Regions from separate parts of the Mus musculus genome. Here regions 1, 2 and 3 are each linked to region 4. Evidence: chromatin loops called from intact Hi-C (ENCODE). Cell type or tissue: gastrocnemius. All regions are shown on one strand. Region 1 holds the start of Prorsd1 (prolyl-tRNA synthetase domain containing 1). Region 2 holds the start of Mtif2 (mitochondrial translational initiation factor 2). Region 3 holds the start of Pnpt1 (polyribonucleotide nucleotidyltransferase 1). Region 4 holds the start of Cfap36 (cilia and flagella associated protein 36).

Region 1 (8,000 bases), 270 kb before region 4:
AGCTGTCTTCAGACACTCCAGAAAACAGCATCAGATTTGGTTACGGATGGTTGTGAGCCACCATGTGGTTGCTGGGATTTGAACTCAGGGCCTTTGGAAGAGCAGTCATTGCTCTTAACCACTGAGCCATCTCACCAGCCTGAAATTAATTAATTTATTATTTTAATTTTTTATGTTTTTGGTTTTTCGAGACAGGGTTTCTCTGTATAGCCCTGGCTGTCCTGGAACTCACTCTGTAGACCAGGCTGGCCTCAAACTCAGAAATCCACCTGCCTCTGCCTCCCGAGTGCTGGGATTAAAGACGTGTGCCACCTCCGCCCGGCGATGAAATTAATTTTATGGTTGGAGGTCACTACAACATGAGGAACTGTATTAAGTGTTGCAGCATTAGGAAGGCTGAGAACCATTGGTCTAATATGAACCAAAAATATGAACAAAATTAGCTCAAAATGGGAGGAGGGGAATAATAATCATGAGAAAACTGTCATGGTATTTGCTAACTAGAAAAATGAACAGCTCAAAGACCATTAAAGCGGTAGGCATGGTGGACACGTATCTTTAGTCCCAGCGCTTGGGGGCTGAATTACACAGATCTCTGGGAGTTCCAGGCCCGTTTGGGCTATAGTGAAACACTGTCTCAAACCAAACCAAAACAAAATGCCGTCCTCAAACCAAACCAAAATGTTAAGCCTTTGTTAATTTTTTCAAACACACCCACACACACCCAGAAAATCCATATTAAACAATATGCATTTGACCAAAAGTTGTCTCCTAAAAATCCTGTCAAGAATGTAATTAAAGTTTGGGTAAGCAAGATGGCTCAGTGGGTAAAGGCACTTGCAGTCAAGCCTTGTGCTCTGAGCTTGATTCTGGAACCTCATCAGTTAAAAGGAAGAACAGATTCCCACAAGTTGCCTTCACACACATACAGAGAGAAGTGTTGGTGGGCACTAGGTTAATTTACTCATTGCTGATAAATTTAGAGTAGTTATTTTCATAAACTATTTAGAATATGAAGATTGGTATTCCAATATGGAAGTGGCTAAAAATTGTGATTGAGGGTGGGGAACTCAGTTGGTAAAATGCTTGAGACTACTGGTTCCATTCTCTGCAACCAATAAACAAATGATTATTATCCAGCTACATAAAATATTTATTAAAGTAGGAAATAGGTTAGCAATAGGAAAATGTTCATCAGTTAAAAAAAAACAGGATACAAAATTGTCTCTGTATGAGGCTTCAATTGTTTAATGAACACGTTGACATTCAAAACAATGAAAAAATGAATGCAGAAATAGGGAGGGCTCCTGTGGTCACGATGGTGGCAGTGTTCAAGATGAGCTAGATACCAGTCTGTGGCCCACAAGACCATTCATTGCTGAAACAATAAAAAAGAATAGAAAGAAAATCACAGTGCTGATTCTAGACCACCAACCAGAGTACACATGGAGGGACCCATGGCTCCAGCTGCACATGTAGCAGAGGATGGCCTTGTTGGGCATCAATGGGAGAGGCCCTTGGTCCTGTGAAGGCTCGATGCCCTAGTATAGGGGAATGCCAGGGTGGGGAGGTGGGAGTGGGTGGGGCAACACCCTTATAGAAGCAGGGGGTGGGGGATAGGATAGGAGGTGGGTGGGGGAACCGGGAAAGGGGATAACATTTGAAATGTAAATAAAGAAAATATCCAAAAAAAAAAAAAAAAAGAGTTTAAAATAAAAGAGATTTTAAAGGGGCTGGAGAGATGGCTCTATGTTTAAGAGCACTGTTTGATCTTCCAGAGGACCTGGGTTTGCACCCATATGGTAGTAGTTCATGACCATATTTAATTCCAGTTCTAGGGGATCCTACCCTCTTTTGGTCTCCAAAGGTGGTACAAACACACACAGGCAAAAAGATTAAACAACAACAACAACAACAAAAAGGTTAAGGGGGCTGGAGAGATGGCTCAGTGGTTAAGAGCACTGGATTTTCTTCTAGAGGACCTGGGTTCAATTCCCAGCACCCACAGGGCAGTTCACAAGTGTCTGTAACTCCAGTTCCAGAGGATCTGGAACCCTTGCACAGACATGCAGGCAGAAAACCAATGCACATAAAAAAATGTTTGTTTGTTTTCGAGACAGGGTTTCTCTGTGTAGCTCTGGCTGTCCTGGAACTCACTTTGTAGACCAGGCTGGCCTTGAACTCAGAAATCCACCTGCCTCTGCCTCCCAAGTGCTGGGATTAAAGGCATACGCCACCACCGCCGGGCAATAAATCATTTTTAAAAAAAGGTTAAACTAAAAAGTTTTAAAATTTTGAAATCCTGAGTTCAGAGTGAAACTGTAAACACAACTCTGACTTACTCTTTTGTAGTTTCTTCCAATACTGAGTAAATCATAGGCTGGAACAAATCCCTGTTTTCCAGTCTGCCCTCCTTCTTCTACTGCACAGGCAGAGAAAGCTCCTGGCTAATGTGGTGTGTTTATGGTAACTCACCCAAGAGTGTCTGCTTAGGGGCTCAGTTTTTGACCATGTATGGACACTATCCCAGCTCCTAGCTAGCACGGCATCATTCCTTGCCAAAACTCTGTGAAACCCTCTTAAGACCAGATGAGTGACTTCACTGACTTCCACATGTGAGATTGATGAGCCCGCCCAAAAGCTGCCTCCTAGTAAACCTGCCTTTATCTACATGTAATATGTTCTAATCTGGCTCTATTTGTGTCACCGAGGGAGAGAAAAAGCATACCATCTGTGTCTTAAGAGGGGTTCTTTTTCAGATCTTCACTCCCAAATAAATACAATTAATTTATATTAAACATCTCTGAGTGTATCAGTGTTTCATGTTGCATGTGAGCCTTAATTTCAAAGTTTAAGTGAAATACTAATGTGGAATTTGAACCTTATTCAAAGTAAGTGGTCCCACCATGGTTGCAAATTCCAGGCCATAAGTATCATAACGACCACTGTAATTCGTCGCAGTACTGTTTTCTTCCTTTCTTTTCTTTTTTCTTTTTTTTCGAGACAGGGTTTCTCTGTATAGCCCTTGCTGTCCTGGAACTCACTCTGTAGACCAGGCTGGCCTCGAACTCAGAAATCCGCCTGCCTCTGCCTCCCAAGTGCTGGGTTAAAGGAGTGCGCCACCACACCCGCAGTACCGTTTTCTAATATCATAATATGCGGGAGTGATGGCTGGTCTTCCAGAGGACCGAGTTCGGTTCCTAGCACCTACATGACTCACCATCACTCCAGTTCTAGTAAATTGAACACCTTCTTTCAGCCTCCTCAGGCACTGCTCACACGTGGTGCACAACCATGCAAGCCGGTAACTAACGCCCATAACACATAAAATTTAAAAGAACGGAAAGACGGAAGTCACAAGCTACAGTTGTTGAGGCATGAAGCCACATTGCCGCGGCCGAGCAATGGAACCCGGAGCTTTCCGACCCCGGCACTGGAGGCTCAGGTGGTTGGGGGTGTGGCTAAGCGCTCTCGGCGGCCCAAAGATGGGTCAGGCCACAGAGCCATGCCAGGGCGGAGCAAGCAGCCATCACCACGCCCCCGAAGCCGTGGCACTTCCGGTAAGCCTGCCCACGTAGAGGGGAAAATGGCAGGCTCGGAGCTGCGGGCTGAGTTAGAACAGAGGCTCGGCGCCCTCGCCATTCGCACGGAGGTCGTGGAGCATCCCGAGGTGAGACTGCGGCCCCAGGAAGGCAGAGGGTCTTCGGGCGAGTGTTTATTGGGTCCAAGCAGAGGCTTATAAGTTTATTTAAAACTGCGGCAACCGTGAGGAAACTTGTCCTGGGATGACTGACGTGACTTAAAAGCCGGTTGGATAGCTGATACGTTATGTAGATAACTAAGGAACAAGGCACTACATAAGTGGCAACCCTATAGAATCGCCTAGGCTGTATCTGGTACCAAAGGCACAGCAGGCCATTGAGGTGGCTTGGTTTTTTACTTCTTTGGACAGTCGTTACCACTGCAGCACGGCAAGGATCATTTCCCAAATAATTACAAAAAGTATATAACCCCTGAGTCTGGAGAATTGTTTTCGCGGTTAAGAGCACGTACTTCTCTTGCAGATGACACGAATTTATTTCAGCACTCACACTGAGAGCTGTTTAAAACTACAGTTCCTCTTTTGGCCCGCTCCCGCTTGTGCCACAAACAAAAGTACGTACCTTAATTTTAACATGACCTACACTGGAGATGTACAATTTTTGTGGAAACTATTATGAGGGTTGGTAAGGCTTGCACGACACATTTTATGATAGAAAACACCTGTCTTAATATTTACTATTTCCCATTTTTACAAAGGTCACATTCTGTGTACATTCCCAGCCTCCAAATACTTTAAGGCCCTGGAGTACTGGTACTTGTAACATTAAAAAAATGTTCTTTATGTACTAACCTGGGGTCTTATGTTCTTCATCGATGCCCTTGTAGTGAATGTCTGGGACTCTGGAGATAAATATTAAGGACTGTCATCAAATTTTACGCCAAAGTTCAAAAGTTATAAGCGTCTCAGGCACCTGATGGCTTTGTTAGCCACTGGGATAGAAAACTGGCCCAACAAAAACTGAGGTCTTGAGGTCTGCAACTGTGATGATTAAGGCTCCCCCTGAACCCCAACCAGGATTTTGCTGCACTCTTGAATTCTTGATCTCGGCCTCAGCTCTAAGTACCAGTACTCCAGGTACCAGGCCTTTAAAGTATTTGGAGGCTGAGGTTTTTAGTTCAGAGATATTGTGCCTGCCTAGCAAGCATAGCACTCTGGGTCCTATCCTCAGCACCAAAAGGCCCAACCCCTATCAAAACATTTATAACGAATACCAGTTAAATTCAGAGCATCCACCATGAAAAATATGTACAACCGTGGATATGTATGTGTGCAATTTACAGTGTTTTTTCTTTTGCATATTTTGCAGGTGTTTACAATTGAAGAAATGATGCCTCATATTCAACATCTGAAAGGAGCACATAGTAAGAACTTATTTCTTAAAGACAAAAAGAAGAAAAACTATTGGTTAGTCACAGTTCTTCATGATAGACAAATCAATTTAAATGATCTTGGCAAGCAGTTAGGAGTTGGGAGTGGAAATCTTCGGTTTGCTGATGAAACAGCCATGCTAGAAAAACTGAAAGTTGGTCAAGGCTGTGCCACACCTTTGTCACTCTTCTGCGATGATGGAGATGTTAAATTTGTCTTGGATTCAGCTTTTCTGGAAGGTGGACATGAGAAAGTGTACTTTCACCCAATGACTAATGCTGCAACAATGGGGTTAAGTCCTGAAGACTTTCTCATATTTGTGAAGGCTACAGGACATGATCCCATAATTCTAAACTTTGATTAAAAAATGATTGGGAGGGCTGGAGAGATGGCTCAGCGGTTAAGAGCACTGACTGCACTTGCAGAGATCCTGAGTTCAATTCCCAGCAACCACATGGTGGCTCACAACCATCTGTAACGGATCTGATGCCCTCTTCTGGTGTGTCTGAAGATAGCTACAGTATACTCCTATACAATAAATAAATAAATAAATAAATCTTAAAAAAAAAAAAAGATTGGGAGCCAGGTGTGGTGGCATATGCTATTTGCCTAGCACTTTAGGCAGAGCAGGCTGATCTCTGAGTTCTAGGCCAGCTAACATCTAATAGTCAGCTGCTATGTCAAACAAAAGTCAATTTGGTTAATATTCATAATAAACTCATTCTGACAGCTGTTTTTATTTCTTGTGTCTTTAATTTGGAGACTATTATTTACCTTAAAGATATTTATGTGTATGAGCATTTTGTCTGCATGTAATGGTACAGTCAGGTACCATTACAACTGGCTTATTAAATTCAATGTAGAAAAACTAGAAGTAGAAAATTGTTTCCACTAAAGTATTAAATTTATATCTTAAAACTCGGCTGCAAAATATAGCATCAGAACTGGTTCAGATGACAGAGAGGCAGTTCCCTTTGTCCTCTACCCTAACTTACTATCCTATTTTATGATAAATTTATTCATCTTTGTTATGGTGAGTCCTGGTTGGGAACTTGATTTGATCCAGAACAAAATACTCCCCTGAGCAGATCTGTGAGGACATTTCTAGGCAGGACTAAATGAGGAAGACTCCACAGTGGGCAGAATTTTGACAGCAGCTTGGATGAAGTTCCAGGAAAGAGCTGTGTTGCTTTTGTGCCTTCATTGCTTCTTGCTGGTGAGTCCTACTGCTGCTACTACCATCCTTTATTGACACATGCCCACACAGCCTGAAGACCAGAGGCTCTTCAAGAATCCTCCAGGCACACTGAACCTACTAGGTTCTCAGAATCTCCAACATGTAAAAGAGACATTGTTCCAAATACCCTAGGTTATATTCCTTTAGAAAATGTTAATATAATTTCCTTTCAATTATGGCAGCTGAAGTATTAAATCTAGGAACAATTTAGTCAACTCTTTATTCATTGAGGATCTGACATAGGCTAGAATATAGAAATTGCTCTTGCCATTATCTCCATTCCAGTTAACTAGGATATTTCTAAAAGAACTGTATTTTCCTGTTCAAGCTTTGAGAAATACTTTTCATCTAGTAGAGAAACTAATTTGTACCAACTTGTGTTACTGAAAGGCAAAATGAAACTAATGATTGCCTTTGCCCCAGAGGTTCCATGCTTGTTTTACCTGCTCTGCACTCAATCTCTAACATAAACAAGTAGTTCTAAGTTCTTATGAACATAAAACGAAGGACCTGAATCAGAATTTGTAGACCTTGGATATCATGTTGATAGTGAAAACAGGCTCCAGAAGAATGATATGGTAAGATGCCTCGAGTTACTAAGTAAAAATAAAAGACTGAATGAATTTTTTGGGGTTTATTTTTGTTTTGCCTACATGTAGATCTGTAACCTGTGTCCATTGCCCATGGAGGCCAGGAGAAGGCACTAGCTACCCTGGAGCTAGAGGTTACAGACAGTCATGAACTGCAGCATGGACAGTGCTGGAGATGGAACCTGGCTCCTCTGAAAGAGCAGCCAGTGCTGAACCACCGAACCAATACTCCAGCCCCACAAAGACAACAATTTTTGCAGCCTATCACATTCTTAGGAGTTTTAATTCCCGAAGTTCCAGTAACCTGTGGTTAAATGAACCAAAATTATTACATGAGAAATTCCAAAATTCATAAGCTTTAAACGACATGCCTGTTTCAGTAGCAGGAGATGTTATCACTGAATGACTGTCTGGCATATCCATAGCATATATTCTACCTACCTGTTGGTCACTTAGTCCCCGTGGTTACCAAACTTGTGGCAGTGAATGTGGTGTCTCAGCACTGGTGTTCAGACAACCCCTATCGACTAGCTTAATATATTTCCTCTATCACTGCACTCAGTTCATCACCTAGTTATTTTATCTCACATCACAAGAAGAATGCATAGAGCACAAGAAGAAGTACTGAGAAAGGAGCTGGGACTACAGCTAAGTAAAGTGCCAGCGTACCACGCTTAAGGCCCTGAGTAAAATCTCCAGTAGTACCCCCTTCCTACCACCCCCGAAACAACAAACTATTGTTATAGTTCTATTTTATTATTAGCTACCATTGTTATTATCACTGTATCTACTTTATAATTTAAGCTTTCTCTTAGTAAACATACTTAAACTTATTTTAGGATTGACAGAACTGACTCTCTACCCAAACATCTTAATGACCAAAATGATTAGGATAAAGTCTATGAAGCCCCAAAACAGTTCTCCAGGGAAAAAGTAACACTTGGCCAACATACAATTTTAAAATGACTGTAACAATTTGTTAAAAAATTACCTTTTGTTTTTATTTCTTTTTATATCAGTTAGTCCAACATAAATACTTTTAAGGAGAATTAAAGAAAAAGAAAGTGACTATAAAAACCATCTCAAACAATGGTATCTTGTCGTGCATGGACTCCTGTGACAGACATCAGGTGCCACCGAGGAAAGTTGTTTTGTTATTCAACTCTACCTCCCTTATTAGCATTAATTTTAAAGGAAATGT
Region 2 (8,000 bases), 280 kb before region 4:
TTGCCTGCTTCTACCTCCCCAGCGCTGGGACTAAAGGTGTGAGTCTCAACTCCTGGTTGAAGTAAGAACAATTTAGGAAACAAATTAGGTCATTTTGTAATATGTACCACGATTATAGCTATTCCTATCAGCAAACTCTCTTGTAAGTTTTTCAACTAGAAAACAATAACCACAAAACTTCCTGTTCTCACACAGATATGTGTAGATCACAGGCTTACACAGTATTCTGTAAAGGACAAAATACTCAAAGAAGTTTTCTCTACATAGTTCTATAAACTTGGACTTCAGATTAAGGAATGTAGGAGCTATAAATCTGCAACAACCTTCTTTGTTACAAGAAGTCTGTGCTGATGCAAAGCTGAACCAATGAGCATGTCTGTCTGCCAGGACCGGGCACCCAGCAGATCTCTCCACACTGAGGAAGCCGGTGCAAACCCATGTCTACACCATGCTAAGAGTCTTCTTTGACTTGGGCTGTGCACCTGCCTACAAATAGTATGAAATCGTAGCAAGTTTTCCAACTTCAGTAGCTTCTGGTTCATATTTCTCCTAGAAAAAAACAATTTAAAAATAAATTTCTGGTTAATATTTACATCAAATTAATGAATATCAATTGAATATTTACTACATGCAGATAGATCACACAAATAAAGCTGGGTTTTTGTCCTGAAAGAACTCATGGTCTAGTCAGAGACGAGATGTTATACCAAGTGCTATTCTGACAATAGCTATTACTATGCTCTTGTTGTTACTATAAAAAGGCTGATAGGCCACAAGAAACAAGTGGGGCAAGAACTTAACCCACTTGCCAGAGCATTTGCCTTGCATGCACAATACTGCCTGAATATGGCACACATGTAATCCTAGCATACACATGGCAGCAGGAGCATCAGAAGTTCAAGGTCATTTAAACAGTTTGTGGCCTACTTTGGCAACATAAGACACTATCTAAAAACAATAAATGGCTATTTTTTATTATTATTTTTCAGGGGCTTGTGAATCAGAATACTTGTCTAGCAGGCACACAAATCTGGGTTTGATTCCTAGTACGCATGAACATAAACACACACACACACAAACACACACACTCTTATTTTAATGTTCATTTTCAGCCTTTCCTCTATACTTAATATTTGTTTATATGAGTGAAGTTGCACTGCTTTTTAAGATTGATTTTTATTTTGTGTTTATGGGTGTTTGCTTGTACATGTCTGTGTATCATGTGGGTGGAATGCTCCTAAAAGCCAAAAGAAGTATCAGACCCTCGACTGGAGTTACAGACAGCTGCTAGCCACCGTGTGGGTCTCCTGGAAGAGCAGCCAGTACTCTTTATCCCCCTACATTGTGTTTTAAAAAATTTCATTAGAGGATACATTGTTGTTTTATAACACTAAGCATTATTCTTGAATGTTAAAAAGAATGAAAATTATGGAGTATTGCACTGAATTTACCTTAATCATTTTTTAAAATTTATTTACTTGTTTATTTTACATGAGTACTCTTGCTGTCTTCAGACACACCAGAAGAGGGCATCGGATCCCACTACAGATGGTTGTGAGTCACCATGTGGTTGCTAGAAATTGAACTCAGGATCTCTGGAAGAGCAGTCAGTGCTCTTAACCGCTAAGCCATCTCTCCAGTCCTACCTTAATCATATAGGGCAGCTGATGTCAACCTGTGGGTCACAACCCTTTTGGGGGTTGCATAGCAAATATCCTGAATATCAAATATTTATGTTTTACAACTCATAACAGTAGCAAAATTATACTTATGAAATAGCAACAAAATAACTTTATGGTTAGGCACCATCACAACATAAGGAATTGTATTAGAGGGTCACAGCATTAGCAATAAAGCTAAAGCTTCAATGGGACATGCCAATGCATCCTCCTCACATGTATTTATGGTACTGACAGAGGAATAGGCTCAACAGCTTGCGGTGAGACATGACTTCACTGTGTTGCTACACTGGCCCGGAGCTCATGATGCCTTTGCTTCCACCTCCTAGGTTCTGCCATGAGACCCATGTCACCAGGCCTTCCCAGCAGTGTTTTTGGTTTCTTTCTTTCTTTCTTTCTTTCTTTCTTTCTTTCTTTCAGACAGGGTTTCTCTGTGTAGTTCTATCAGTTCTAGAACCAAGCAGGCCTCAAACTCAGAGATTTGCCTGCTTCTGCCTTCTGAATGCTGGCATTATAAGTGTGCCACTACCACCTAGCTGATTTGTTTTTAAAGGAAATAAACGACAGCCAAGTATGGTATAGGTGACTGTAATCCTACCATCTGGGAAGTGGAGGAATGAAGGTCAGAAGTACAAGGCCAACTTTGGTTACATAGTAAGTTTGGGGCCAACCTAAGCTTCATGGACCTTGTTTCAAAAACAAACAAACAAACAAATAAAAAAATGAAAATACACCACACAGTCTAGGAGAAGGCTCAGCAGGAAAAAGTGTTTTTAAGCTTGACAACCTGGGTTCAATCTCCAGAATCCATGAGAAGATGGAAGGAAAGGTTCAACTCCCCAAAACTGTTCTCAAACCTCTCCCTGTAGCCCATGCCTTGTACATGATTTGCCCATATATACACATAACACACACCATACAGACACAGAAAAAAATACCAATAAAAGGAAAAAAATCTAGAGCTGAAAGTGACACAGTAAAGTAGTAGAGAAAGGACCTGATGCAGTAACAAAAGGCCTTGACTTGACACCTCTTACAGACCAGTCACTCTTGTCCTATGAGTCTCATTTTCCTGAGTTCTGAAAAAAGAAAGAAGTGTTTCTTTGTAGCCTTTCTATAACAAGGTTACAAAGAAAAAAATGAGATGATAAATGTATTGTTTCTCACTGATGACTTACTTTCTCTGAAGATTCACAACATGAATGTTACAAACATTCACAAGCCACCATCTCCCTCATTTATAGATAATTCTGAGGCTTTGTGGGTGTTTAATAGTTAGTATTTTACCTTAAAAGACTCATTCAAGAAGGAAAGGATCAAAAGAAATTCTGACTTCATTCCAAGTAAATGAACTAAGATTTAGAAATTCAAGCCAGGCCTGCTGGCACAGGCAACTCTAGGCAAAGGCTGGAGGATGCCAAGTTCAAAGCCAGTCTTCAGTCTTAGCTACATAGGGAGCTCAAGGCCAGGCTAGGTATATCAGGGAAACCACCTTTCAAAAGAAAATGCAAAAGATAAGAGAAGAAAGAGGAGGAGGAGGAAGGAGATGGAGTGAAGGGGCAGGGAGACAGAGAAGAAAGAGAGAATGCATTGCTTTAATCATGCAAGGGAGTAAAAGGAAGTGCTCAGAAAGCATAGGATTCCTTAAACCTTTTTTTTTTTTTTTTTTTTTTTTTTTAAGACAGGGTCTCACTATGTAGCCTTGGCTGTCCTGGAACTCACTATGTAGACCAAGAGGGACTCGAACTTATAGATCCACCTGCCTCTGCCTCCCAAGCGCTGGGATTAAAGATGTGCACTACTATGCCCATCTTACTTAAATCATTTTTAAATGAGCTGTGAAGCAGATTTGACAAGGGCACAGAACAATGAAACGAGACTCTATGAGACAAACCAACACAGAGATATATAATCGAGAAATCAGACACATCAGAATAATAACCCAAATCTCAAACCTGGGAAGAAATCTTGGTTGTTAAATATCCCAACGCCTCTCACTTTACAGAGGACAGTGGACTCAAGAAGGGGTCATTACTACTTCCATAAGGTTAGCGGCAACCGAGAACTCAGGCTGACAATTCCCATAGCGGAGAGGGCGTGCGAATGCTGCAAAAGCGTAGCTGCATTAACGGAAATGTCTGAATAGACCAGTAAGAGGATTTGGAAAGGAAAAAAAAAATCGTTGTGAAAAATCAAACACCGCCGCTGCCACGCGGGCCTCTGGGGAGCGCACCTGAGCGCTCGTGGACTCCGAAGCCGCGGCAAGTGACACTGGCACTCGCGACCACCCTAGCGCAGAGACCCCACTCACTCAACTCCCAGGCGAGGTCGCCCTCCGGACCCAGGAGAATTGTGGGTCATTCAGTCCGTCCCTTCCGTGAGGTCCCCGTCGTGCTTCCGGTACCGCCGGAAGCAGCTTCCCCATGGAATTCTGGGTTGTCTGTGGCTGGTGGAGGCCGGCTATGGCTGGTCCTGTAACCTGCAGCTTCGGCTGCTGGCCTGCAGTGGGGACCGGGTGCTCTGCAGTTCCCTCCCTTCTCCAGGAAGAACACGTACTTCAAACTTGCGTGTATCTAGCTGGAAGGAAGCGGCGCAAGGTGGCCCTAGAAAGCTCTAACGGGGTGGGCAGGGTAGGTAGTGGAGCTAGGGTTCTCCGGCTGCTGGCCCAGCCCGTTCACAGTGTGAACTTAGAGGTGTGTTGTCAACTCTGTGCCTCGACTTTATCTGTTGTATGGAATCACGGTACGGACTTCATAAGATCGTGGGAAGGTTTCAGTGACTTGTTGAGAGTACGAGTCAAGTAAACGTTTTTCGTTATGATTTTGGTTGTTTTTCTTCACTTTGGAGTTTTTCCGGTCTCCTCTTTGGCCACAGCCATCATCATCTCTTGAGGGTAACTCGTTTACACCTAGCACTACCACAGATTAAGGGAATAGCATAGAAAAGTTTCTTATCCCAAAGCACGCTTTACCATTATCTCTCATTGTCTACCCTAAACTCAGGTCCCTCAGTCCACTCATTTTCTTTAAAAAATTTTTGTCTTTTTTATTTGTATACACACACTGAATTCAGGAACTCAGGCTTGAAATAAGCTCCTTTATTCACGTAGCCATCTCATTACCCTTACCCCTTTCCATCACAAAGATTCAGTCAGTATTAATGACTATAGAGACTCCTGAAAACCTTTTTTATCTGAATCTCCATTAAGCCCACACTTGAAAATGACCCAAGTTCATAAACATGTATTGAAGTTCACTTTCTGTAAGCAGTTCTTTGCTCTCACTTGCTTTGGCAAGCATTGAGAAACCAGCTAAAATAATGTGTGGCCTACTAAAATTTACATCCAACCACCTGTTCATTTGCTTGCACCTGGACATTCCCTTTACCTCTACAACCTCAACCACATGGCCTTTTTTGCAGTTCAAACTCTGTCATCATCATTCCATCCGACCTCCGGCCTGGGTGCATTGTCTTTTCCTCAGACACTTTTTCTGTTAGTTTTCAGCTTCTGCTTCTCAGGCCTCTTTGAAAGTCCTTAACTCGGCTTTAACCCTTTCAACGTCTGTAGCCATTCTGTAGCCTGTAGTGTAGTTCTAATAGAATCACTGTATCTCTGGGCAAACATCAGAAGGAATAGTTGTTTTCTAGAAGTACTTGGACCTTGAAGAAATCATTGTAGAAAACTGTTTGGGTTCAGGAATCGCCACACAAACCATAGGAATAATAAGCAGGAATAGTTTATTGAATGCACATCCTAATACTGGTCAGACCAGAGACAGCTCAGAATTATCTCAACTATGACAATGGATATCCTTTCCTATTAACTTATAAAGGAAAAAAACCACAACGAGTTCATACACAGGTGCAGGAAATGCTGACTACTGGGCAACTCAGACTCAAGATATTTTAGACATAACAGTTCATATTGACCTTTAACCTCATGGATCCTACATGAAATTTTGTGGAATTTCTTAAGATTAATAAACCTCAGAACATAACCTAACAGATGCAGTCAGCATGATCCTGTTCTGAGTCAAATTATTTTTCTATGTCAATAACTGGCAGGCATATTACAGCCTCAATATAAAATAGTTTGTGAGCATGGAACAAAATGACTACAGCTATGCTGGGAGTGGTTGGGGGAAGTCAGACCATAACAAAAACAATGATTGTTTTATCTGTGGAGTTGTTTTTCTGCCTTTGAATGACTTTGGTTACAAGCTAGTCCTGGCAAACCTGGAGCCAATTTATTGGGTACTGGTAACAGTGTATAATAAGGACTACATTTGCAGGAGGGATGATGTTTTCCTTCAGAAAACATATAGATTAGATAAGGGGTGTTAAAACAAAATCCTAATCGTTCACTTTTACCAAATGAAGACTCAGAATCCAGATGCTGGGGTAAAAGCCTATATTAGCTCAGAAAGGCAGAGAAAGAACTCAGAAGGCCTTCTTCCTCAACTGACATCTCAGAAGGAAAAAGCCAGTTCTTCTCCACACTGTCTTAAACACCCTTCTAACTGAATGTCCCCTCTTTCTACTTCTTCTTTTTTAATTAATTTATTTATTTTTGTTTTTTCTGAGTCAGGGTTTCTCTGTGTAGCTGGCTCTCCTGGAACTCACTCTGTAGACCAGGCTGGCCTTGAACTCAGAAATCTGCCTGCCTCTGCTTCCCAAGTGCTGGGATTAAAGGCATGCGCCACCACTGTCCGGCTCAGTAATTACTTTCAAAGAATGTATAAAGTATACTTTTGTAAGAAAGTATGTATTGAGCCAGACATGGTGGTAAACACCTTTAATCCCAGCACTTGGGCATGCAGATCTGCGTGCATCTAGGACTACATATTAAGACCTTGTCTCAAAACACCCATAGAAGGAGTTACAGAGACAAAATTTGGAGCTGTGACAAAAGGATGGATCATCTAGTGATTGCCATATGCAGGGATCCATCCCATAATCAGCTTCCAAATGCTGACACCATTGCATACACTAGCAAGATTTTGCTGAAAGGACCCAGATATAGCTGTCTCTTGTGAGGCTATGCCGGGGCCTAGCAAACACAGAAGTGGATGATCACAGTCAGCTATTGGATGGGTCACACGCCCCCCAATGGAGGAGCTAGAGAAATTACCCAAGGAGCTAAAGGGATCTGCAACCCTATAGGTGGAACAACAATATGAACTAACCAGTACCCGGGAGCTCTTGTCTTTAGCGGCATATTTATCAAAAGATGGCCTAGTCGGCCTTCACTGCAAAGAGAGGCCCATTGGACTTGCAAACTTTATATGCCCCAGTACAGGGGAACGCCAGGGCCAAAAAGGGGGAGTGGGTGGGTAGGGGATTGGGGGTGTGTGTATGGGGGACCTTTGGGATAGCATTGAAAATGTAAACGAGGAAAATACCTAATAAAAAAATAAAAAAAAAGACCTTGTCTCAAAAGAACAAAAACAAAAATAAACAAAACAAAGTATCAGTTTCTTACCCTGTGTCTCTGCAATACTGGTCTGCCACTCAAGATACTGCCGGCCTCTTTCTACTTCTTCTTCTTCTTCTTTTTTTTTTTTTTCTTAAAGAATTATTTAGCTTATGTATGTGAGTACACTGTAGCTGCCTTCACACACACCAGAAGAAGGCATCAGATCCCATTACAGATGGTTGTGAGCCACCATGTGGTTGCTGGGAATTGAACTCAGGACCTATGGAAGAGCAGTCAGTGCTCTTAACCACTGAGCCATCTCTCCAACCCACTCTTACTACTTCTTGTAGGTCTCTCTATCCATCCTCTATCCTCCTGATTTACTCTGACTCTCTTATGTTTTTTTTTTCTTCCTATGTTCATTCCTGCCAAGATTCAGTTGCTTGTGCTGCCTCTTGACCTAATGTTGACTTCATTTAATCTTGCTTACAATAAAAAGAAAACTCTTGAGTTAAAGGTGTGTGTTATGACTGAGCCACACCACAACCAGAAACAGGTTTTTGCAGTATACACTCTTGGGGATCATAGTGTGATCAGATAACCTGCAACACATGGGCTTTGGTATAAAAACTTGTCTTACTGCTAAACCAACTTTGTTCAACAGATAATAAACATGCCTTTGCCCAGCTGTTCAAGATTCAGTCAACAGCACAGAGGATGGATCTCCTTGCTGCCAGCAAGGCCTTAACTCATCCTTGAGTGATCCTCTTTCTTTGATTGTCCCAATCAAACTGTACACAGAACAGCAGACAGTAACCTATGTATATATACATACAGATGTATTTACTAGGCAATGTATAATATGTGATCTGAGAATTAATGTTTGTAGTTAAGATCATAAAAGG
Region 3 (8,000 bases), 120 kb after region 4:
TGATGTTTTCACATGAAGAAATGGCTAACAGCTTAGTCACATCAATGGACTGAATCATATTTTTTACTCTTTAAGAAGAAATTTAGACTATAAAGAAAAATTTCCAAGGATTACAATGAAAAAAAATAGCGAGAATGCTTTTTCTAGAAAGGCATAATGAATTTTATTAACAGACTCCAATACTGCCCACAGTTTAGAAGAGAACTTAAGGGTATTTAATATACACAACACTGACTTTGATGGCTTAGTGTGGTTCTGACACTAGAAATACCCTTAGTAGGGGTTGAGGAGATGGCTCAGAGGTTAAGAGCACTGACTGCTCTTCCAGAGGTCCTGAGTTCAAATCCCAGCAACCACATGGTGGCTTACAACCATCTGTAATGGGATCTGATGCCCTCTTCTGATGTGTCTGAAGAGAGTGACAGTGTACTTGCATACATAAATGAATAAATCTTTAAAAAAAAAAAAAGACCCTTAGTAGTGTCTGAACTAGTTCCCAATACCACAATGATTACTTATGATGCTACAAAGATACCCAGCCACTATGATTAAAGCAAAAACTGGTTTCCTACCTGTATCACAGCACAGCCATCAGCAAATCTTGCCAGTTTCCCAGAGGATATTTCTAATTTTCTGTTTAAAAGGAAAAATGTAATACAAGATACCAGTACAAGTCTTTGCTAAGTAAAAATAATTGGAGAATCGAGGGGAAAAAAAGAATGAAATGCTCCCAATTGTCAGAGAAAAAAAGAGTAAGTAGGAGTTGTGACCATCAAAAGCACAAGAGATTTAAGCGCAGCTTAAAGACAATGAGAACCAAGGCAAAAGATGCATCTGGAGAAGGAAGTATGGTAGGGAGAAAACGGAATTCCTAACTATTAACTCCCATCTTATGACTCAGCTCAGTCTCTTATCGTCCCTTGCTTTGTTGGCTGTATTAACCCAACACACAAACTGTTCTCTTCCCTATTAAAATAATTTTAAAATTTCTCTATTACTTTATGGAAAAAAATACAAACTTTTGAATATTGACTACAAAGACTTTCATGTTCTGATATATAACAGTGTTTTGTACGCTAAGTTAAAAATAATAAAGACTATCTTCTGATAAATAACATTTTGAATGCTTAAAAACTTAACAAAGATGTTGAGATGGTCACATACTTCATATAAAAATAAAAACTCAAAATAGACTCATATGTCCATCCATCTTGACCCAGTTCTGACCCTCAATCTTTAGCTGAGCTCTACCCTCTGGCTTGGCCCTATGGGCCTCCAGCTGCTCTCCAAATGGGACTACCAGCTGTAGTCTCTCAGTATGTGTCTTAGCTCTTTGCCTCTAGTCTAATAAGTCTTTCAAATCTTTGAACTATGCAGCATCTTTAATATGCACAGAAATATATAGAAATACACAAATATTATTAGTGTACAAAGTATAATGTGCAATCAGAGAGTTGGTATTAGTTAGCAATTGATGGTGGAATAAAAGCATGTTTGTCAACAACCAGATTATATCAAAGGAAATTTGAACGACCTGACAAATTGCGATATCAGAACTGAAACAGTATGTTATTCAATGAATTCTAATAATGCAGAAAGTCAGAAAGATTTTGGGGGGTAGGGAGTACATGTAATTTTGATTGTTCCAAGAAAGCTATTAAGTTTATGGTGTTTACATGTAATTTTGATTGTTCCAAGAAAGCTATTAAGTTTATGGTGTTTTGTTGTTGTTGTTTACTTTGTCTCATAACAATTTACTTTTCAATATTATATTGTATAAAATACCTCCAAATACATAGTGGACCCATAGCATAGCTAGCCTCTGGGGTTTGGAAGTAGGCATTTGGGAATAAATGGAAGAGTTCTGAAGTTTCTATATGCCAAACCATGTGAGTGAATGCCTACCTAAATACTCTATGAACATAAACAAGAAGATTGATAGAATGAACAAGCAGAACACAGTGATGGGAAGAGTAATCGGATGCCAAGGGAGGACACGGGGCAGCGGCCTGCCACAAAAAGTAGAGCTTTAGGGAAAAGCTTTAAAAAAACCTATTATTTAAAATATCCACATATACACCCCCGCCGTGTGTCTTGTTAACTGAGAAATTTGCCTTTTTGACCTTTTGTTGGATGGTAACTGTACTTTCACTACAGGTTTAACAGGACTATGTGCATCTTATAACTGGCATTCATCTCCGGCTCACACCGGCCATCAGTGGACCTGGGGCACGGAACGATAACGCATTACCTAGGGTTTCCTACTTCAGAGCTCGAGGTCTCGGAAAATAGAGAAAGGATGTCTGGGGCACAGGCAATAGGACTCAGGAAGTTCACCGCAGGGCTAGGAGGAAGATGAAGAGGCAAAAGGCAGCGGCCAGCTTGGGAAAGGGAGACAGACTTTAAATCCGGAAAAAGGAAATCTCGACCTTAGGTTTGGAGTAGAGAACTTAAGAGACTTAGGCTGCTTGATTCCTACCCTGGGGGGGATTTGACTTCTGGGGCTGAATGGACAAGACAGACGCCGCGTGAAAACCGCGAACTCACACCGTTTCTCACCTGTGTCCCAGGTCTACAGTCACCGCTCTGGATCCGGTGCTGCTCCACAACGCTCGCATCTGCAAATAGCTGAGTGCCCGATTCCGCCCGGGCCGGCCGAGGGGGCCGCAGCCCAGCGGTCGGAGGCACGGGCACAAGCAGCACAGCCTGCAGGCCGCCATGACACCCAGAGCGTGGAAGGCCTGGGCAGCGCCTCATTGGCCAGCACTCCTGTGGGCGGAGTCGGACGCAGTTTCGTTTCCGTGGAGCCTGCAAACTGCCGGGAAAGCAATCCTTGCAGGCTTTCTGTAATTGCCAGAGTCAAACCACCAGAATGCGTTTCTTTCAGTCAGCTTTTATTCCCCCACCCTTATCGGTGAAAAATAAGTACTACCTTAAAAAAAATGTATAGATTTAAAGAAAGCCCTTTAATACTTCCCGCGCCGTGTGTGTGTGTGTGTGTGTGTGTGTGTGTGTGTGTGTGTGTGCGCGCGCGCGCTAGTGTTATCACGGTTTGAAAGAAAGTCTTAGAACAATGTGTTTAATAAATGTAACAGTAAATAAATACTGAACAACTCACGATTATTTGGTTCTTACCTAAAGATCTAGGTTTGTGTCTATGGAAGGCCACCTGTAATTCCAACGTTCAGAGGCTGAGAATGAATCCATGAATCATCCTGGCTTGTTAGACTTGCCTGAGGGCTCCAGGTTCAGCAAGGGACCCTACCTCAAAAAATAAGTAGAGCGCTATCAAGCAAGACACCGTACTTTAACCTCTGGCTTCCACACATTCTTAACGTACACACACACACACACACACACACACACATATATATATATATATATATATATATACACACACGCGCACGCGCACACAGGCACACACGCCCAGTCACCTGCACACACTGGTGTATCCACACACATGCAAACTCGCACACACTTAGACACAAACATAACAAAGCAAAGCAAAACAAAACAAAACAAAAAACAAGAAAAAACTTTTTTTTTTGAGAACCCCTTGAATAATTTACCATTCATTCAGTTGTAAGTTTTGGAGAGGTATATTAAAATGGGAAGGAGTCTATGTTTCCTAATGTCACTCTAAAATAATTAGAATAGTAGTAATTTTGAGTCATAAATCAAAAGGAAATAAAAGCATTGATGTTATTCGACGCGTTCTCACGACCGGCCAGGAAGAACACCACAGACCAGAATCTTCTGCGGCAAAGCTTTATTCTTACATCTTCAGGAAAAGAGAGCAAGAAGCAAGAGAGAGAGAAAACGAAAACCCCGTCCCTCTTAAGGAGCATTCTCCTTCGCCTCGGACGTGTCACTCCTTGATTGGCTGCAGCCCATCGGCCGAGTTGACGTCACGGGGAAGGCAGAGCACAAGTAGTCATAAGATACCCTTGGCACATGCGCAGATTATTTGTTTACCACTTAGAACACAGGATGTCAGCGCCATCTTGTAACGGCGAATGTGGGGGCGGCTCCCAACATCTCCCCCTTTTTCTTTTAATAAGAGCAAATAGGCCACCCATATTAATGAGAGTGGAGATAGAGGTCAAATCCCCAGTGTGTAGGTAAAGGAGCCATGTACAGGATTAGCTCTTAGGCTTACAGGCTTTTACCCAGAGCAACCCTGACCTGCTCCCGTGTCGTTTTGCCTGGGGGAAGGGAACTAGGACACTGAACCTTCATGAAAGATGACATGTCTCCCTAGAATAGGCTCATATATGCCGCAGAGCCTTTCCATTGCAGTGCTTAGCCTTGCAACTCTCTCGGGCTGCTGAAGCACACTCACTCTATCCCGTGCAATGAGTCTAGCCTCATGGGATATAAGAGCTGAGTGGCCAGCGACCTATTGCCTAAGCATAGATAACCATATATCAGGGGGAGCTCCATGTTCTAGTCCTGCAAGCGCCTGGGCAATAACCACCTTGTCTCTCCTAGTTTAGGCCTTAAGCTTACAGACCAATCAAAGAAGCAACACTAATCCACAGCAAAGTGTATCTCCAAATAATATTAATCCCACCCATTTTTTAAAGAAAGAAAATGCTGAGGAGATCCAATTGGGTAATCCTTTGGTCAGGGACAGGTCCAAGCGCGTGGAGTTGACCTGAATGATGGCAAGCCTCGAAGGGTCTGTTCAAATTCAGCCATCCAATTCTGTAACATATACTGAAAAAGACTTTTTGACAAATTAGCTGCCCTAGTAAATTTAACATACTGAATGGAAATAACACACAATCCCGGAAACTTTTGTTCACATCCCTGCTGAGTTATTTGTCATAATACATCTAGTTGTATCTGGACAAGATCTATGAGTTGATTAACCAGCATGAGACCTCCCTGTATCTTGACATTAGCTGAGGCCTGTTCATCTATGACTGTAGTCACTGAGGCTGACAAAGTGTTAATGGTGTCAGTCATCTGGACCTGTCCAGACAGAGCCAAGGCTGTCTGAATTAAGGCCAAACCCAGTTCCCAGTTAGTGGTAAAAAAGCAGGAGAATACTTGAGCATTATACATCACCGTCATTGGGAGTGGAAATGTCGACATTATCCCCCAACGCTGCTCTCTCTTTATTATTGACGCCCTGGACATCACCAAGACGAGGGACATTAGTATTTCCTTGGTCAGTCTGGATTTTTCGGGTGAGTCTTTCTGGTATCCAAAATGGGTTGTTTTCATTCTGTGGGAAAACACAGATAGCTCCCCTGGATCTTATCAAGATAGGATCCGGGCCATACCATTTATTATCAAGGACATTTTTCCATTTAACCATCTCATTGGGCCTATCTGGCTCTGAACAATGACGTTCAGCCGCAGTATGGCCATGAACATCAATATTTAAAAAATTGAGTGTAAAGAGTGCCAAAGACACCGACACTCTTGGTGCTCGGGGTACAGTCTCCTCAAAAGTTCCCCTCTTCTGTTTTATAAGATAGGCTTTGAGGGTGCGATGCGCACGCTCAACAATACCCTGTCCTTGAGGGTTGTATGGAAGTCCAGTCAGGTGGGTTACGTCCATCTGACGGCAGAACTGCTGGAATTTTTGAGACGTATAAGCTGGTCCATTATCAGTCTTAAGGAGTCTGGGTTTCCCCCAAGCACTCCATGCCTCAAGACAATGTTGAATCACATGTGAGGCTTTTTCTCCAGTTAACGGAGAAGCAAACATGATGCCAGAACATGTGTCAATGGACACATGGAGATATTGAAGTTTTCCAAAGGAAGAAACATGTGTAACATCCATTTGCCAGACCTGTAGAGGTCGAATACCGCGTGGGTTAATTCCCACATGAGGAACTGGCAAGAACTCACAGCAGCTTTGACATTGAGTAACAATGTCACGGGCTTCTTTTCTTGTCAAGGAGAAACGACTGCGTAATGTTTCAGCCGTCACATGAAAATTGTTATGAAAATTTCTTGCAGCCTCTACCGGGGATGATAGGGCAGCAGCCACCACTTTAGTGGCCTTATCTGCCAAATCATTTCCCAGAGCCATGGGGCCAGGTAGGCCTGAATGGGCTCTAACATGAGTAATATAAACAGGAGATCTTCTAGATAACAAAACTAATTGTATCTGCTGAAAAATATTGGCAACTCTACTGGAAGGCTTAATCACTCCAGCCACTTCTAAAAGATTTACTGCATTAACCACATAATAGGAATCTGACACAATATTAAGGGGTTTTAAAAAGGTTTTTAAAACTTCTAAGACCACTAAACATTCTACCACTTGAGGTGAATTTTCATTATATTGTTTGGATACCACTTTACCATTAGCCACATAGGCACCTATGCCAGTTTTTGATCCATCAGTATATACCACAATCCCATTTTTAAGTGGGTTTCTTACTGTTATTTGTGGAAACACAACAGATTGATTTTGGGCAAACTGTAAGATTGGATGTTTTGGATAATGGTTATCTATTTTTCCTGAAAAGGAGGTAACTAAAACTGCCCAATCATTAGATGCGGCTGCCAAGGTTTGAACCTGTGCAGCGGTATAAGGTACAATTAAAAGATATGGACTTTGCCCAAAGTGGGTGATTGCTGCTTTTAGGCCTTTAAGGGCAAGCTGTGCAATTGCATCAGGATACCAATCTATTATTTTAGCTGGGGATACGTTTGGATGGATCCACAACAATGGCCCATTTTGCCACAAAACTGCAGTTGGCAATTGTGCTGTCTTAAAGACACACAAACTGAAAGGCTGCGAATCCTCAATACGTTGTAATTGTGCATTCTGTAAGGCTTTTTCCACTTTTTGTAAGGCCTGGTTAGCAGCTAGAGTAAGAGTCCTAGGGGAGGAGATATGAGGATCTCCTTCTAAAATACTAAACAAAGGCCTTAACTCAGCGGAAGGAATCTTTAAAAAAGGTCTGAGCCAATTAATATCTCCCAACAGCTTTTGAAAATCATTTAAGGTATGGAGGTGATCTCTTCTTATCTCTACCTTTTGGGGCACAATCTTATCTGGGGACACCACAGAGCCCAAGAATTGTCCTGTATCAGAAATTTGGACCTTTTCTGTGGCTATCTGTAAACCCCACTGACTTAAAGTTTTAAGTAGAAAAGGATATGCCTTTTGTAGCATGGTAAGGTCTTTATGGCACAGGAGGATGTCATCCATGTAAAGGAGCAAAATTAAAGAGGGGAATTGTTCCCTCACTGGCAAAAGAGCTTTTTGTATATAAAGCTGGCACATTGTAGGACTATTGGACATCCCCTGTGGTAAGACCTTCCATTGATACCTCTTATCAGGTTTAGCAGAATAAGCTCTCTGACCCGTTAACAAGTCAAAAGTCCAATCTCTCTGCTCTGGAGTTAAAGCAGCAGCGTTTGCTCGGGCCTGCGCCTGTGCCGCCTCCTGCCACAGAGCTCGCCATTCCACATATTTGGCCATACTAGGGAGAGCGGCTTTTGCAATCATTTGCCAGTCGGCAGGAGTTAGTGCCATGCTGGCAAGCCTGTCTAACTGCACCAAGGCAAAACCAGCACTGATTCCACATTTACGGACCGACTCGGCAAGTTCCCCAATCTGCACATATTCTACCGGAGCGTGGACACGCCCACCCTCGGCTCCTTCAAAGACTGGAAATGCCTGCTGTATTTTCCCCCGCTCCTCTCGGGGAATGAATGAGTCTGCGCACTGCCTCTCTGCGCACTGCCTCTCTGCGCATTGCTGACGCACTACGGGCTGACGCACTACGCAGGGCGGGGACTCCGCATAGGGCGGGAGTGCACCTGGTAGCCGATTGCCCTGAGGCCAATTAGCAAACTGGCCTTCGCCAGCCGCTTTTGGCTTTTTCCTTAAATGACTAGTTAGCACTTTACTTGGCGGCTGGTATCCTTTTCTTTCATAATGAGCCGCTTTTTTCTCCCAGTCTGTTTCCTCAGAGGAGGATTCTTCACTTGCTTCAGAGTTACTAAGAGCTGGCTTCCTGAGCTCA
Region 4 (8,000 bases):
AGAGAAAGTACCCAAGGAGCTAAAGGGATCTGCAACCCTATAGGTGGAACAACATTATGAACTAACCAGTACCCCAGAGCTCTTGACTCTAGCTGCATATGTATCAAAAGATGGCCTAGTCGGCCATCACTGGAGAGAGAGGCCCATTGGTCAGGCAAACTTTATATGCCCCAGTACAGGGGAACGCCAGGGCCAAAAAATGGGAATGGGTGGGTAGGGGAGTGGGGGGTGTGGGGGACTTTTGGGATAGCATTGGAAATGTAATTGAGGAAAATACGGAATAAAAAATATAGAAAAAAAATACCATGTAGCAAATTTCATGTTTGTTACGATTTTTGTTTTGTTTTGTTTTGAGAAATGTTTTCTCTGTGTAGCTCTGGCTGTCCTGGAACTTGCTCTGTAGACTAGGCTGGCCACAAGCTCATGAAGACCTACCTGCCTCTGCCTCCTAGGTGCTGGGATTAAAGGTATGTATCACCACACCTGGTGTTTGTAATGAAAGCTACACTCATAATTTAATTTGGCATGGGGGCTAACTAGTCAAGTGAATGTAATCTAATTTATCTATTCATCTACATATCAATTATCTACACCCCCCCCACTCTCTCTCAAGTCTGCTCAATACCCTAGCATTGTAAATAAAACCAACTATTCTTACAAACACAAAGGTGTTGATTTCAGGCAAAGATTGGTTAAATAATTTGTGGTACACACAAATCACACAGTGAGTAAAATAAAATCTACATGTTAACAGTCATGTGTATATCAACTATGTGTACATTTACAAAATAAAGGTTGGATTATTAGAATACTATTCAGTTTTATATTTTTATATAAAAAAAGCCAAGTGTGGTGGTAGACACTTGTAATCCAAGCACTTAGGAGGTATATGTGTATACAGAGTTCAAGACCAGTTTATACTATATGAGACCCTTCCTTAAAGACAAAACCACAAACAAACAAAAGATATATTAAGAGAAAAAATTCATAACTGTGCATATAGTGGCACCATTTATGTAAGTATGTATTGCTTGCTTCAGGGTACTTTGCAGCTTCAGGTACCTTAACAATGAATGATCTTTGAAGATGGAGACCCATTGCATAATGAACTCTGATCCAAAAGTTGAGTGGAATTATTTGACATAAAATTTGGTTATTGGATGCCTGCCTGACTGTCAGGAGATGGTGATGATGGGAAACAGACCAGATGATTGGTCCACCTTGGCCACTTCTAATCTAGCTGGTCTCTAGATTCACTGTGAATATGCTGGAAGCAATCCTGGAATCCTTCTCTTCTGTGATATTTCCAATTTTATATAACACTAGCATCTCTCCTCTCTGGAAGCCCTAAACACCTCTAAGGTCTGGAAAGGATAGCTCAAACTTAGAACTTCCTTCCTCCAGCCTTTGACTTTAAGTCAGGGTGTGTGGAGACTGCTTGAAAACTACTGCATGTTGGCTGACCCTTCCTGTCAGTGTTCAGTTGGCCATCATAATGCATCTATCATTTTAGAACTTCCAAGGGCTTAATGAACTGCTTGTCTGAGATAAGGGACCAATATTGTTACTATTTCCTTTCTCAGCAAGCCCCATGTCTGCATCCTTGAACTTAGTGGCATCACTAGCAAAGACTGCAGCTGAATAGCAGGTGGAAGCAGAGGCAGGTATGAAGCCATTGCACTAGTGCTCTTCCATTCTGAACAGAAACATTGTCTAAGCTTGCTGTACCTCCTCCTTCAACACCAATGGCTTACACTGAATATCCATGGCATCTCCCAGGCTGGAAATAGAACATTTAACAGGGCCGCACTACTTAGTGTTGAGGTGCCTTTTGAGATGAAGAGTGGGACTACCAGTTCTTGCGTCATATGGACTTTCTGCCAGAAAGTAAGCATAATGTATATGTAGGTGTGTCAGCTGTTTTTGCCGTGATGAAATACTATGGTCAATGCAGCTTATAAAAGGAAGGGTCTGTTTGGTGTACAGTCAGTCCCAGAGGGATAATTGTCTGCCATGCTTCAGAAGCATGGGGTAAGCAGCAGACTTGATAGATGAAGCAGAAACTGAGGGCTCACATCTTGAACTGCAAGCAGAAAACAGTACTGACTTGAAATGGCTCTTTAAACTCTCAAAACCCATCTCTGGTGACATGTTCCCTCCAACAACATCATACATTCTAATCCTCTCAAATTGTGCCAAGAACTAGGGACTAAGTATTCAAACATTTGACTTTATGGAGGACAATCTCACTCATAAGACCACAGTAGGTGACTTTTGGAACCCTTGCACATGGGTCTCAGTGCTCAGTATCTGAAGTATCTGAAGATGAATGGTTTCCCTCGTGAATACTGAGGCTAGGTGGTGACCTTATTACCAACTTATGCTTGGTTGGGATAGATCTCTTTAGACTCCACATCTCCATGACACAGTAAAATTGTAAAGCATTACTGTAAGTGTTTCTGCTTGGATGGAAGGGTGTTCTTGGATTCAGAAGCCCAGGAAACACACAGCTCTGAGGTGGGACAGTGTTCCAGTGGAAGGGTATCATCCTAGTGGATGGAACCTTACAGCTTTTCGAGGAAGCCTCCTCATCAGAGACATTGCAGCTCTCAGAGCAGGGGATCCCCAGGTGAGCTGAGGGGCTCAGGAGCCTCAGCCAGCCCAGCTCCTTTTCTTAGAATCTTCTTTTCATTGCTTCCCTTCTTCTTGGATTCTTCAGACTGGTGAGTCACACCAGGCAGGAAATCTTATGAAAGAGATTTATTGGAAGGTTCAGGATATGGAGTGACAAATCCAGGGATGGCTGCCCTCTACACCCAGGAGCCCTGGACAAAGGGGGCAGTGCTTATATAGGATTTCTGAAGGGCAGAACTTCTCATGGCAGAGATTTCCAGTGTGAGAATTGGTGGAATTTCAAGTCTTGAATATGGGGTGGCTCAGGAATTGGTGGCTCTTTTTTTCACCCCATTTTCCTTTCATCGGGCCCATGGGTTAGGGTGAGAAGTCCTTCCTGGATGTAGCTGGCTTTACCTGAGGCTCCATCTCTGTGGGGCTGTTTGTGTGTGTGTGTGTGTGTGTGTGTGTGTGTGTGTGTGTGTGGTGTGTGTGGTGTGTGTGTGTGTGTGTGTGGGGGGGGCTAGAGAGGAGGTGCTGCCACGGTGGACAGCTTCTGCAGTGGTGCTTCATGAAAGCTGTAGGCTGAGGCATGAAAAGTGTGGCCATTATGAACAGCTCCTGAGGGGCAGCTCCCGATGAGGTGAGAAAAGCAGTGTGCCACTGTGGACCACTCTTACGGCTCTTATGATGGCTGTAGGCTGAGATGTTGTGATACCGCCATTTTGGACAGCTCCTGAGGAGCCATAGGCTGGGCAGCAAGGAGGGGCCTGGAGCCCCTTTGATGACTTTTGTGGCTCAGCAGCTTTTGTGGTCCTCAGAGACTTCAATGATGAGACAGGTGACAAGACAAATCCCCACAGAAATGACCTTTTCGTCCATAAGGAAATTCTTGGACAGAAGACAAGATTAACTAGCTAACATACTAATTGCTGACTTGAGAGCTGGGTCCTCTATCAACAGCTTTAGTATATATTGAAATAGTTCTCAACCTGTGGGCCACGGATCAGAAATCCTGCACACCAGATTTACAACAGTTGTAAAGTTACAATATGGAGTAGCAATGCAATAATTCTATGGTTGGGTGTCACCACAATACGAGAAACTGTATTAAAAGGCTGCAGCATTAGGAAGGTTGAGAACCACTGAAACGTTGAGATCTTCAGGGTCCTCTGCCTCTAATACCCCTTTAGTTCCTCCTGAGCTTTCCATGAACATTTGCTGTATGTAGCTCCTGCCCTCAACCAGACCTGGTACTGTGCTGTCGGCCCAACACACAGTCACCTCTGGTTCTCACTGAGTCCTCCACTTCCACTTTCATGAAACTGAAGTTGTAGAGTCTGCTCCTCCAGCTCCTCACCACTCTCATTATATAGCCTTGGTGGGCCTGGGACTCTCAGGTCTGTCTGCCTGTGGCTATCAGGAGTATTGGGATTAAAGGTGTAGGCCACCACATCTAGTTATAAGATTCTTGGGAGTCCTCTGGCTCTTAAGTAGGAAGAGAGCAACCTTGATACTTTCTAAATACTGTCTATGAAAGCCTAATTAAATGGAGATTAACTGATTTTATACTTGTCCTAATTTTAGTTGTTGTTAACTAAGCTTAGACCCATCCTTAGACAGCAAGCAAACGGCTTGCAGAATCAATCAGTAAACCTCACAGAGCATATTTCTCTCAATTTTGTTTTCAAGGGCCAGGGGGTCTGAAGACCGCTAGGGATGAGGTGGGAGGAGGTCCTCAGGGAAGCCACGCCTTCAGCACGCCATTTTGAGACGGGCCGCGCGCACACGGGAGCGCGAACGCCGTCTCTAAGCGCAGTAGCCAATGCCCGCGCGTCTGCTCTCAGCCTAGCAACTACGGGCCAATGAGTGGAGGGCTATCGTTTGCCCCGTTCTCTTCTAGCCAATAGGAAACGTTCCTAATCCAGCCCCCCCCCTCCAGGAGCTCAGGACTCAGGCCTCACTTCCGGGCTGCTGCGTACGTTGTCATAGCGACCATTTTACGTTAACTGGTTTGTGGTGTCTAACCTGGGGGCCCGGCGATTGCGGGGACCTTGCTGCCCGCATTCTCCGTCGCTTCCTGCGGCCGAAAGGCCAGACAGGGCTGGGGGAATCCGGCCTAGGCGTCCGCGTCGCCGGGTGCGAGCGGGATGGCTGCGGAAGAAGAGGACGAAGTGGAATGGGTGGTGGAGAGCATCGCTGGGTTCCTGCGGGGCCCGGATTGGTCTATCCCCATCTTGGACTTTGTGGAGCAGAAATGCGAAGGTAAGAACCAGACTGTGAACAAGCCAAATATTACTGTCTCTGCCTGCCGGGCCTAGGACAGTTTTGTAGAAGGAATTACGTACATCCCTTCCCGAGTGGCTCGTTTGTTTGCAGACGTGAAATTGCTCACCAAGACTTTTCACCCACTCTGCCCGAGCGCCTGTCCTGAAGACATTAGACTTTAATCCCATGTTCGGCCTGTCACTTCACCCCGTATCTTTCTACCCCGCGCAAGTGGACTGTTTGGGTAACCAGCATCTTCCTCAGTTATTTGGGGAAAACGTCGTTTTTCTTCGAGTTCCTTCTGACCCCTGAGATGTCGCCCTGTGGACTCAGCCTATGAAATGACAAATTCACTCTGGCCATTTTATCTGCAAAGGGGGGCATTCGATTACTCCGGCAGGACCAAAGCAGGCGATGGGGAGGAAGAGCTTTCTAACAAACGAGATATACAAATGTGGCATTCTTTTGAAGGACCAGCATCAGTGCTTTCTGATCGGTTCATATCACGCTCATATCCGAGTTCATAAGACGAATTGGACTCTGTTCATAGAGAAGCAATCACAAACGATGTCCTATCCAACCTTTATCTTGGTTTTTTTTTTTTTTTTTTTTTTGCCTAGGCAATACTTGGAGGGTAGCAATATATATCGTCTGAACTTGTGTCTTAGGTTAGGGGGACAGACTTTTTGTAAAGATCGGTGCAATAGAGCTGGGGTGAGTGAATACTGACTCACAGCTGCAGAGAACACATTTCAGTGAAGGGAATCTTTTATACACTTTTCTAGGATGAGGTGGCCTGCTTGAAAAGTTAATGGGTTCCCAGGCATTTGAAGTATCTGCATACACTCGACAGTGACTGTACTGCAATGCAGCTTGTTTGAGATTCAGCTAACAGAGGGTTCTTATCCTGAATTGTCTTGCAAGACTTCTCTCAAACCCAAAATTCTATGAATCTAGTAAAGAAAGAATGTTGTTTGATCACTGAACCTTTTATTTTATTCTAACTGTTAAAGTTCAAACACGAGTTAAGTGTTTTGGTAGGCAGCTTTTATGAAGGATCAGAAAGCAAAGCAATTGACTTGTGTTCCTGTAGAATTTAGAGTGCTGTTAAAAGGTTGATGAATCATGGGGATAGCCTGGCCTCCTGCAAGAGGGATTATGTCTCCCACTGATTTTCATGTATTTTTGAGACTAAATCCTTAATAGAAATTGTGTGGGGTATGGTATGCCTTCTATCCATCCACAGGTGTCAAGAGTGGCTACATCTCGGTAGTAACAGCTGATTGTGCATTTTTACAGAGAAGCAAAGCTAGGGCTTACAAACACACCACAATGATGTAGTTTTAGAACTGAAAAGAATTAGTATTTGTATTGAATGCATGAGAAGTGTCACAGAGACCAAATGCAATGTAAAAAGAATTGAAGTCAGAACACTTGGAATAACTTTATACCTCACTGATGTGGGGCTGCCAATGTGCTGTTCTCTGCCTCAGAATGCTTAACGATTAGTTTGGACAGCTCTGTGATATTAACCTTTCAGTATTCACTGAGTTATCTTAGAGCAGACACTGGGGATAGATATGCTATCCTTAAAAAGTTTACAGTCTACCATAGAAGGTGCACAAGTAAAGAGTAAAATATAAAGTGTCAAGTGCAGGTACATAAATGTTAAAAATAAAGGCACTGAGAAGATGGCTTAGGGGCAAGAGTGTTGGTAAACTTGATGAGTTGAGTCAACCCACAACCCACATGGTGGAAGGGGAGAGAGAACAGGTGCCTGCAAGGACATTTATAAGATTTCTATATTTGTACTTAATTAAATGATTTGTTCTTTTACACTGTTTTATTATTATAAATCTAGTTTTTGATGATGAAGAAGAAAGCAAATTAACCTACACAGAAATCCATCAAGAATACAAAGAGCTGGTGAGTATTTCCCCCTGATTTTTGTTGTTTGAGATGGGGCTTCATTATGCAGTCATGACTGGCCTGGAACTCACTGTGTAGACCAGGCTGGCCTAGATCACACAGAGATTTATGTGTCTCTACCTCCCCAGTGCTGGGACTAAAGGTGTGTGCCAACACACTGGCTCTTTTCATTGATTTTAAGATTGTGAAAAAATTGCTTTTTTAAATTAAAATTCTTTGAAATTGTTTTTAAGATTTATTTATTTTTGTGTATGGGTGTTTTTTTTTTTGCATGTATGTGCACTATGTATGTACCTGTTCTCACAGTAGTCAAAAGAGGGGCTTGGGTTCCTGGTAACTAAAGTTATGGATGGTTGTGAGCCACCGTGTGAGTGCTGAGAATCGAACCTGGGTCTTCTGGACCTGCACAGGTGCTCTTACTTGCCACACCATCCCTGCAGCCTTCATTATAGGAGTTCTTCCTCCTACAACAGTACTAACAGTTTTCTCAACCTTGTCATTTCCATGAGCATCTTTTTAAATGATTTTCTGTCTCTTCTGTTTTAGACGTAAGTAATGATTTATTGTAGCTATGCGGATGTTTCGCTTTTACATTTTTATTAAGCTGGGGCCTCTAGGCCAGTGCTGTGCTCCCTGATATATAGTTGTCTTGGGAGTTTTAAGAGCCTCTGCATATTTTAAAAAGAAGACAATGGGTAGAGGAGTTGTACCATGTTCACCTTCATAATTCTGGCAGAGGAAATTAAACTTTATGTGATTTTTTTTCAAGAAAAAAAAACCTTCTCCTTGTTAATTTATTGGTGAAAGACATTATTAGTTCTGTGTCTTGTATAATGGTAATTCCAAAGAGCATTCTAAACAGGCAGAATGACAATTAGAATTTTCCTATGTACATTATAAAGGTTAATTCATTTCCTTTTAGGTTGAAAAGCTGTTAGAAAGTTACCTCAAAGAGATTGGAATTAATGAAGATCAGTTTCAAGAAGCGTGCACGTCCCCTCTGGCGAAGACGCGCACATCACAGGTGTCAGCTTTGTGTTACTCTGTTAATATTAAGATGTAACAAGGAGTCACGGCGTTCTTTAAGTAAAATATGTTCGATTGTGGAGATATAAGAAGTGTTAGACACTAAGCAAATTAGACATTGTGTGAGGTGGACACAGTCACCTGACATGTTCACTCGTAACCAC

The links. Peaks named below come from ENCODE experiments on the same cell type or tissue, not always from the same donor. Only the 100,000 strongest peaks of a DNase experiment are listed, where the experiment ranks them.
Region 1: it touches region 4 in a loop (2.2-fold over the local background); 4 of 42 quality-filtered maps call a loop at or near these places.
Region 2: a loop joins it to region 4, with 2.5 times the contacts of the local background. A loop is called at or near these places in 5 of 42 quality-filtered maps.
Region 3: a loop joins it to region 4, with 4 times the contacts of the local background. A loop is called at or near these places in 2 of 42 quality-filtered maps.

The regions. Positions count from the first base shown.
Region 1 is chr11:29,510,587-29,518,586 of GRCm38, reverse strand. It overlaps Prorsd1 (prolyl-tRNA synthetase domain containing 1), which reads left to right and starts at 3,554. Exons shown (of 2, transcript NM_026465.3): 1 at 3,554-3,670; 2 at 4,911-6,830. The coding sequence starts at 3,587. The coding sequence ends at 5,336. It also overlaps a transcript of Ccdc88a not described here. In gastrocnemius, no CTCF peak of the experiment used is centred here; a DNase peak (open chromatin) is centred at 3,509; H3K4me3 peaks cover 1,834 bases; H3K27ac peaks cover 1,286 bases.
Region 2 is chr11:29,522,478-29,530,477 of GRCm38, reverse strand. Mtif2 (mitochondrial translational initiation factor 2) reads right to left here and starts at 4,081. Exons shown (of 14, transcript NM_133767.3): 1 at 3,635-4,081; 2 at 324-549. The coding sequence starts at 542. In gastrocnemius, no CTCF peak of the experiment used is centred here; a DNase peak (open chromatin) is centred at 4,064; H3K4me3 peaks cover 2,303 bases; H3K27ac peaks cover 1,607 bases.
Region 3 is chr11:29,125,478-29,133,477 of GRCm38, reverse strand. Pnpt1 (polyribonucleotide nucleotidyltransferase 1) reads right to left here and starts at 2,734. Exons shown (of 28, transcript NM_027869.2): 1 at 2,560-2,734; 2 at 573-633. The coding sequence starts at 2,720. In gastrocnemius, no CTCF peak of the experiment used is centred here; DNase peaks (open chromatin) are centred at 2,037, 2,752 and 3,327; H3K4me3 peaks cover 1,816 bases; H3K27ac peaks cover 1,184 bases.
Region 4 is chr11:29,243,893-29,251,892 of GRCm38, reverse strand. Cfap36 (cilia and flagella associated protein 36) reads left to right here and starts at 4,621. Exons shown (of 10, transcript NM_025740.3): 1 at 4,621-4,878; 2 at 6,743-6,807; 3 at 7,733-7,834. The coding sequence starts at 4,764. In gastrocnemius, a CTCF peak has its summit at 4,325; DNase peaks (open chromatin) are centred at 4,476 and 5,188; H3K4me3 peaks cover 1,751 bases; H3K27ac peaks cover 1,053 bases.